Linked DNA regions of Homo sapiens: region 2 is linked to region 1. The links are chromatin contacts, found by Hi-C or POLR2A ChIA-PET in ENCODE. All regions are on one chromosome and are shown on one strand. Each heading gives the region's core, a stretch centred on a gene start or an enhancer-like site at or near the end of the contact. The rest is flanking DNA. Distances are from core to core; before and after follow the strand shown. Region 1 holds the start of ERC2-IT1 (ERC2 intronic transcript 1). Region 2 overlaps ERC2 (ELKS/RAB6-interacting/CAST family member 2).

What was found. A loop is a pair of places that touch in the nucleus more often than their neighbours do. ChIA-PET counts read pairs that join two places held with the same protein, here RNA polymerase II (POLR2A). Pooled maps may share reads with other maps.
Region 2: a loop to region 1 is called in a map with no recorded cell type, with 2.5 times the contacts of the local background. The contact joins the enhancer-like site here to the promoter of ERC2-IT1 in region 1. A Hi-C loop is called at or near these places in 6 of 37 single-sample maps with no recorded cell type and 1 of 50 pooled maps. POLR2A ChIA-PET finds 5 or more read pairs at or near these places in 2 of 52 experiments (AG04450 and OCI-LY7).

Annotation. Positions count from the first base shown.
Region 1 is chr3:55,657,953-55,660,893 of GRCh38, forward strand. It overlaps ERC2-IT1 (ERC2 intronic transcript 1), which reads right to left and starts at 1,517. Exons shown (of 1, transcript NR_024615.1): 1 at 1-1,517. The region is part of intron 17 of ERC2 (ELKS/RAB6-interacting/CAST family member 2); the gene reads right to left. RefSeq lists enhancers at 672-871, 912-1,031.
Region 2 is chr3:55,618,862-55,621,802 of GRCh38, forward strand. The region is part of intron 17 of ERC2 (ELKS/RAB6-interacting/CAST family member 2); the gene reads right to left. Among named protein-coding and RNA genes, the nearest start is that of ERC2-AS1, 13 kb to the left of the region's middle. Within about 2 kb of position 1,575, at least 6 of the 41 ENCODE cell types and tissues checked have a DNase peak (open chromatin) inside an H3K27ac peak, as active enhancers do.

The sequences.
Region 1 (2,941 bases), core at 267-2,766:
GCTCCCTGGAGCTCTGAGGTATAGCTCCCACCGTGGATCTTAACAAATGCTTGCTAAATTGACTTGAGCCAGGACTCAATAAGGGATGCAATTTCTATTCATCTGGCCTCAAACTGACTTATGGAAAAAGGCATTTATTAGTTCTTGTAACTAAATCATTCAGGACTAGTCTGGCTTTGGGCACAGGTGAATTCGGGATCTTAAATGATGTCTTCAGGGATCTGTCTCTGCCTCTCTCTCCATCATTCTTGTCTACTTTCCTTTTCCTTCTGACTTCATTTTCAGGTAGGGTTCTCTTCTCACTATGGCCCTGTCGCTCCCGGTACCCCAAATTTCATCACTCCAGCTTCTATTTCCATAGAGTAAACAGTTCTTTTTCCAAGCAATCTTAACTCAAAATTTCAGAACTGAGACTCATTGGTCTAGTTTGATTATGTGCCCATTTCTGAACCAATCACTGTGGCCTAAGGGATAGCTCCCTCTGAGTGACCAAGTCTAGGGAAAGTGAACTCTGATTGGCTGGCTTGAGTCATGTGCCCATATTGACATAGTGCTGGGTGAAGGGTAACTGTCCCAGAACTGCAAAAACTGAAAGGAATTCCCCAGAGAAACTTGGCCCCTGGTATCAAAAGATAGGGAGACAGACACTGGGCAGACCAAAGCAATGGATGGCTGTACACCATTAGCAGGCATTAAATGCATTTTGCACACTTGCTCATGAATATCTCCCTCTCCCTGTTGCAGAGCCACATAATCAGAAGACTGAAGGACCATTGCTGTGCAAGTGAATCTGAGTAGTTCTGACTTGCCAGCCTGTGACAGGGAAATAGCAGCCACAGATGTTTAACTAAGCAAGTACTACCAGGCCCCAGGCCCACAAGCTCTTCCCCAAGCCCAGTCCCAGCTGACAGGCAGGCGTGACAGGACATGTCAAGGCCAAGAGTCAGGACACCTGTCAAGATGTCACAGTGCCTCAGGACACGTGGGTTGGGCAGGTGACAGCTGCAGTGAACCTTCCCGAGGCCCACAGAGCAACCTGCATCTGCCACCTTCAACAGGCAAGGCATCTTTCTTCTCAGAAAACAAGGAAAGCAAGCAAGCATTTGAAACTGTATATCCTTTCCTGTTTCATTAAGGGGTTGGGCTTTGTTTTCCTGAAAGCTTTTGTTCTTCTGTCAGCATATTCAAAACAACCAAAAGGCGTTACCTGCTCTGAAATCCCTGAGATGCCTATCCTCAGAGGTGCTTTTGGCTGTCTTATGCAGCAGAAGGAAGATTTGCTTCCTAGCTGATTCTCCAGTCCTCAGGACATTCACAAATGGCAAATTATAAGCCCGTGTTGCCTCTGCTGACTGCAACTTGGGCCTGTCAGCCCAGAATAATATTTGCATGATGATTTGGCCAAATCAGGCCTGGCTGTCTGTCATCCTGGGCTCCCTTCTCTCCCTCCACCAGACGAACAAACCCCGTGGCCCCTCCTCCTCAGATAGCTCTGGAATCCCGCTGCTTTTCCCCATCCCTGATCTCCCCACCCTTCCTTTCTACCCCCTACCACCTCTCTCAGGTCCCAATAGTCTCTGTGCTCCACTCACTCCCCTCCATCAATTCTTGGCTCTTCCACCAGAGGGGTCCTTCTAAAGCACCCACATCCGTCCATGCCACTGCTCAGCCTTTTCTTTCAATGGTTTCCAAGTCCCCTTATAATTAAGTTCAATCTCTTCAAAAAACTAGCAGAAAGGCTTTCTGACCTCAGTCTCAACCGATAGCCTGTTTGCCTCCTATACTCCAGATGTATTTATGGACATAGGTAGGCTCCCAGATCAGATCTACATCATGACATCCCCTGGGGCTGGGCTATTCTCCTCTGCCGCCTCTGTACCTGGCCAACTCCTACTTATCCGTGAGGCCACAGCTCAAGGGTCACTACTTCTGGCTTCTGAATCTCGGTATGGCGTCTCTCCCATATTTGCTCTAGGCATCTAGTGCCTCCTCCACTACAGCACTTATTATACTATCCTGAAATTGCTTGCTTTTCTGTGCTTCCTTCATTAGCCTGGAGTAATGGAGCCTGGAAGATCTATGAGTATGGAACTCACCTTATTCATTACTGCATCATTAGCTTCTCATGCAAACCCCATCACATTATGGAAGCTCAGTTCATATTTGTTAAATGTCTGAACAATGTGAATGTTCATACTCAGACTTTCCATTGGCTGAATTTGAGGTCACAATTTCTGTACATGCAACTGAGAGCAAATTGGCACATCAACCCGCACCCCCACCTCCAGATAAAATGTAAGCAATAGCATTTGTTCCACCTGATATTCCTTTTGGCTCCTGATCTTTATGTCCAAGTTATAAAAATGTCTCCATCACAACTTCCACCCCTGGAATTGAGTGCCTGGTGCAGGGAAGGGGCACAATCTTTGACACAATCTAGAGCAAGTGAGACCTCCAAGGATTTGAAGAGAAATGTAAGAGTGTGCTCTGAGCTTTGGCTTGCAGAACCTGGGGGGTGGGGCGGGGGTGGCGTGGGAGTCTCCTATTTCCTTGACCATCCAAATTTGATTTTTTTTCTCCTTGCTCAGCACCTAGTGGTGTAGTATTCCAAGGGCATTAAAACAAGGTTAAAGGGCTTTATGTGATGAAAGGCATTCTTAGTTGTGAGTGTTTAGCAGGAGTTTAAATATCAGCAATTTTGTATATGGAAACATATTAGCTTCATATTTAATTGGGGTCGTGGTGCACTGTGAAGTACAGCACTTATGTGCACAGACTTGGGTATGATGTCCCACAGACATGGGTTTGAGTCCCAGCCCTGCCATTAATAAGCCATGTGACACCTGCCCAGGTAGCTAACCTCTGTGAGCCTCAATCAGGTCCCTCACCTATAAAACAGGGATAATAACAATAAAAGCATAAATCCTTGTAGGGCTGTTGT
Region 2 (2,941 bases), core at 325-2,824, 39 kb before region 1:
GAAAAGCTGAAACAACATCATGGGAAGACCCAGCTATCCTTTCTCGAGGAGGCAGGAGTAGAGAACGCTGATGGATTTGGTCTTGCCTTATCAGCACATATAACTGTTGTTCAAGCGTAGTCTCCAGTGAGATGCGAATGGAATGGTAAAACCACAAGTGGGCTCAAAATCCCAACAGGTGTCTTCTCCAGGGGACCCAGGTGTCTCTCTTTCCTGGAATCATGGTACAAATGTCGAGGACTCCCCTATTAAGCTAACCTGTACCACTTAATAAAACAGGAACAGTTCTTAAGTACGGCACTTGCCAACTGAAAAATCTGGAGCACTATTTTTCTATTAAAACCTTGTCCATGTTTTTCCTATTGGAACCTGGAAACTGGACAAATTCTGAAGAAATCCGAAGGAATTTCTTTAGAAAAGAATTCTGTTAACACCAAAAGCTCCCAAGCACTACACAAGGCAAATGCTAGGTTGCGTTACGCTCAAATGTAAAAGCAGGGTTCCAATCCAAAGTGATGTGTCCTTCACACCAGGCTTTGTGTGCATCAGGGTTTATGCATTTGTACACTGATCCTCGCACATTTCTGCATCTCCCTGCTTCATAATTTCATAATCAGTTCCAGATTTCCTATTTCTTCCACATCGTAAGGCACAGAGTTCCAGATTTGAGAGATGCAAGGTTTAAGGGTATGAAAGTGCAGTGAAACGTACGATAATAATAAAACCAAAACTGAAGTTTTGTTTCATACCCACTGAGAAGTAACAAACTGAGTATATACCTTGGGACCCATCTGATCTTCAGAAACTGTTGGAACATGGTAGACATGTACAAAAATTTCATATGTAAAGTGGATCCTTTGGTTGGTAGACCTCCTTACCAACAAAGCTAAAAGTGTTCCTACATTGCTATAATAAACACATCGGATTTGGATATGCCTGCCAAAGCACCATAACGCTTCTCTCAAAATTCAGAACTCTGTCTCTACATTACAAGACAGAGCAAACTGAAAGATCAGGTTAATCTAGGATAAACTTCATCTCTTGAGTTCAAAGACAACTGGCCTCTCTAGGGGTTTCAATCAAGGGTTCTTTGAAGGATTGCTCTCAAATTCATTAAAGAAATTTCACTGACTTCACAGACTTTGGCATTAAATAGATAACCTGAGCTCTTCATTGCCTGGCAAAATGACTGTTCACCTTTGAAGCTCTGCAAATTGGGATTAAGTTGGCTGTTTGCCTTTTACCTCAAAGATGACTCCACTCCATTGACCAGCGAGTCCCCAGGCAATGACCTGGTTGATCAATGACATCAAATTTATCTCTACAATGTGTCTCTTAAAACACCCATCCTTTCAACAGATTGGCTTTGTTATGATTTTTGCTTTAGATGTAGTAGTACTCTTGATAATAATGCCATCCCCATAATAAAAATTCAGGAAATGAATCATATTTTAAAAATCCAAGTGTAATTTCCAGCTAACTTGAAAGATGTGTGGGGTTTTTAGATGTATAAACTCAACTTTTAAACCCTGCTTTGAATTTCGCTTCCTCAATTACCACAGAAAATGAGGTGTCTCATCAGACCCTGGAGCGAGCCCTAAAGCAGCACGGACTTGCTTTTCACAATGACTCTGCACATTCCGGAGAAGGATCGGCATAAACACATAGGTTTTCACCCTCTAACCCCACCGTCTGCTTCCTCTGTGCCCCATAATCTAAAACATCTCTTCTTCGCAGGTATATGGTCTTGGATTTGTCACAGTGTACGGGAGACTTTACAAGGCCAATAAAATGACAGCTGCACAGAGGGAACTGGGTGGCTTTTACCGACTCTGAAACACCACTGCCTTTAACTCCCAGGGATCAGGAACTTGAAAGCACTCCGATTCACTTAGCTCTGTGTTTGTCATAAAGTTAAGGCTAATCAGATTTTCCCCAACTTGCAGCCCTATCTTAAATCCTCAAGCTGCTCCTATGCAAACTTAACTGATGGAAGATGTGATTACGCCTTCTCAGGTCATAAATTCTAGATATTTATAACATAACTGTTGTCATTTAGGCCAATTAAGATGCTTTTACTAGCTCGGAACAACTACCTATGGGGCTTGTCAAATACTCTGACAGTGGTTTATGACCCTTCACAGTGATTTTATCTTATAGGGATATGAAAGATGGTTGCATGCAAAAATAGCCAGGAGGCCTTGAAGCACATTCTTCATATTAGCATCATCCATACCCCATTTCCATTCTGTCCCCTTTCTTATCCACTAAAACCCCGATTTGACTCTAACTGCCCCCCCTCCAGCCAGAGTTGGTTTCTTTGATCACCTTTTTTTTCTCCAAAGACCTAAAAGAGGGAGATAACACCTCTTGAGACACTACTATAAAACACCCAAGTGGTGGGCTGGTTAAACGCCCAGCTGGGAATGCCAGACTTCCACATGCATAACATGTCCCTAAAGACAAGTGGGTTTTCCTTTTCACTTAGGGCAAACACTCCCTCATGAAAAGCAAAAGAGGGTGGGTGACAACAAAGAAAGAACGGGACATATTTGGGGAGTTCATACAGACAGGTTATAGCTTCTCCTTTTCCTTTGTGAAATATCGCTTATCTACTACTGTTCCCCTCCTGCCGTTTCTTCTTTTAACAAGGCCCCCAAGCACTGATTTCAGGCACTGTACTAGGCTAGGGATACAGGGATCAAGAAACACTCAGGCTGGCTGGAGACACAGACACCTTGATAATTATAATGCAAAGTGTTAACAGGTAACAGGACAGTCATGCACAGCAAATTCTGGAAGCACTGAAAAGTGGCATTTCACTTTTGGAAGGGAGGTGGTCAGGGGAGATTCCTTGGGAAAAAGAATTCCTAGTCTGGGCCTTAGAAAATGCCAGGAGACAGCTAGGCCAATTGGGGGAGAAAAGTAGTTCCAGGAGGGA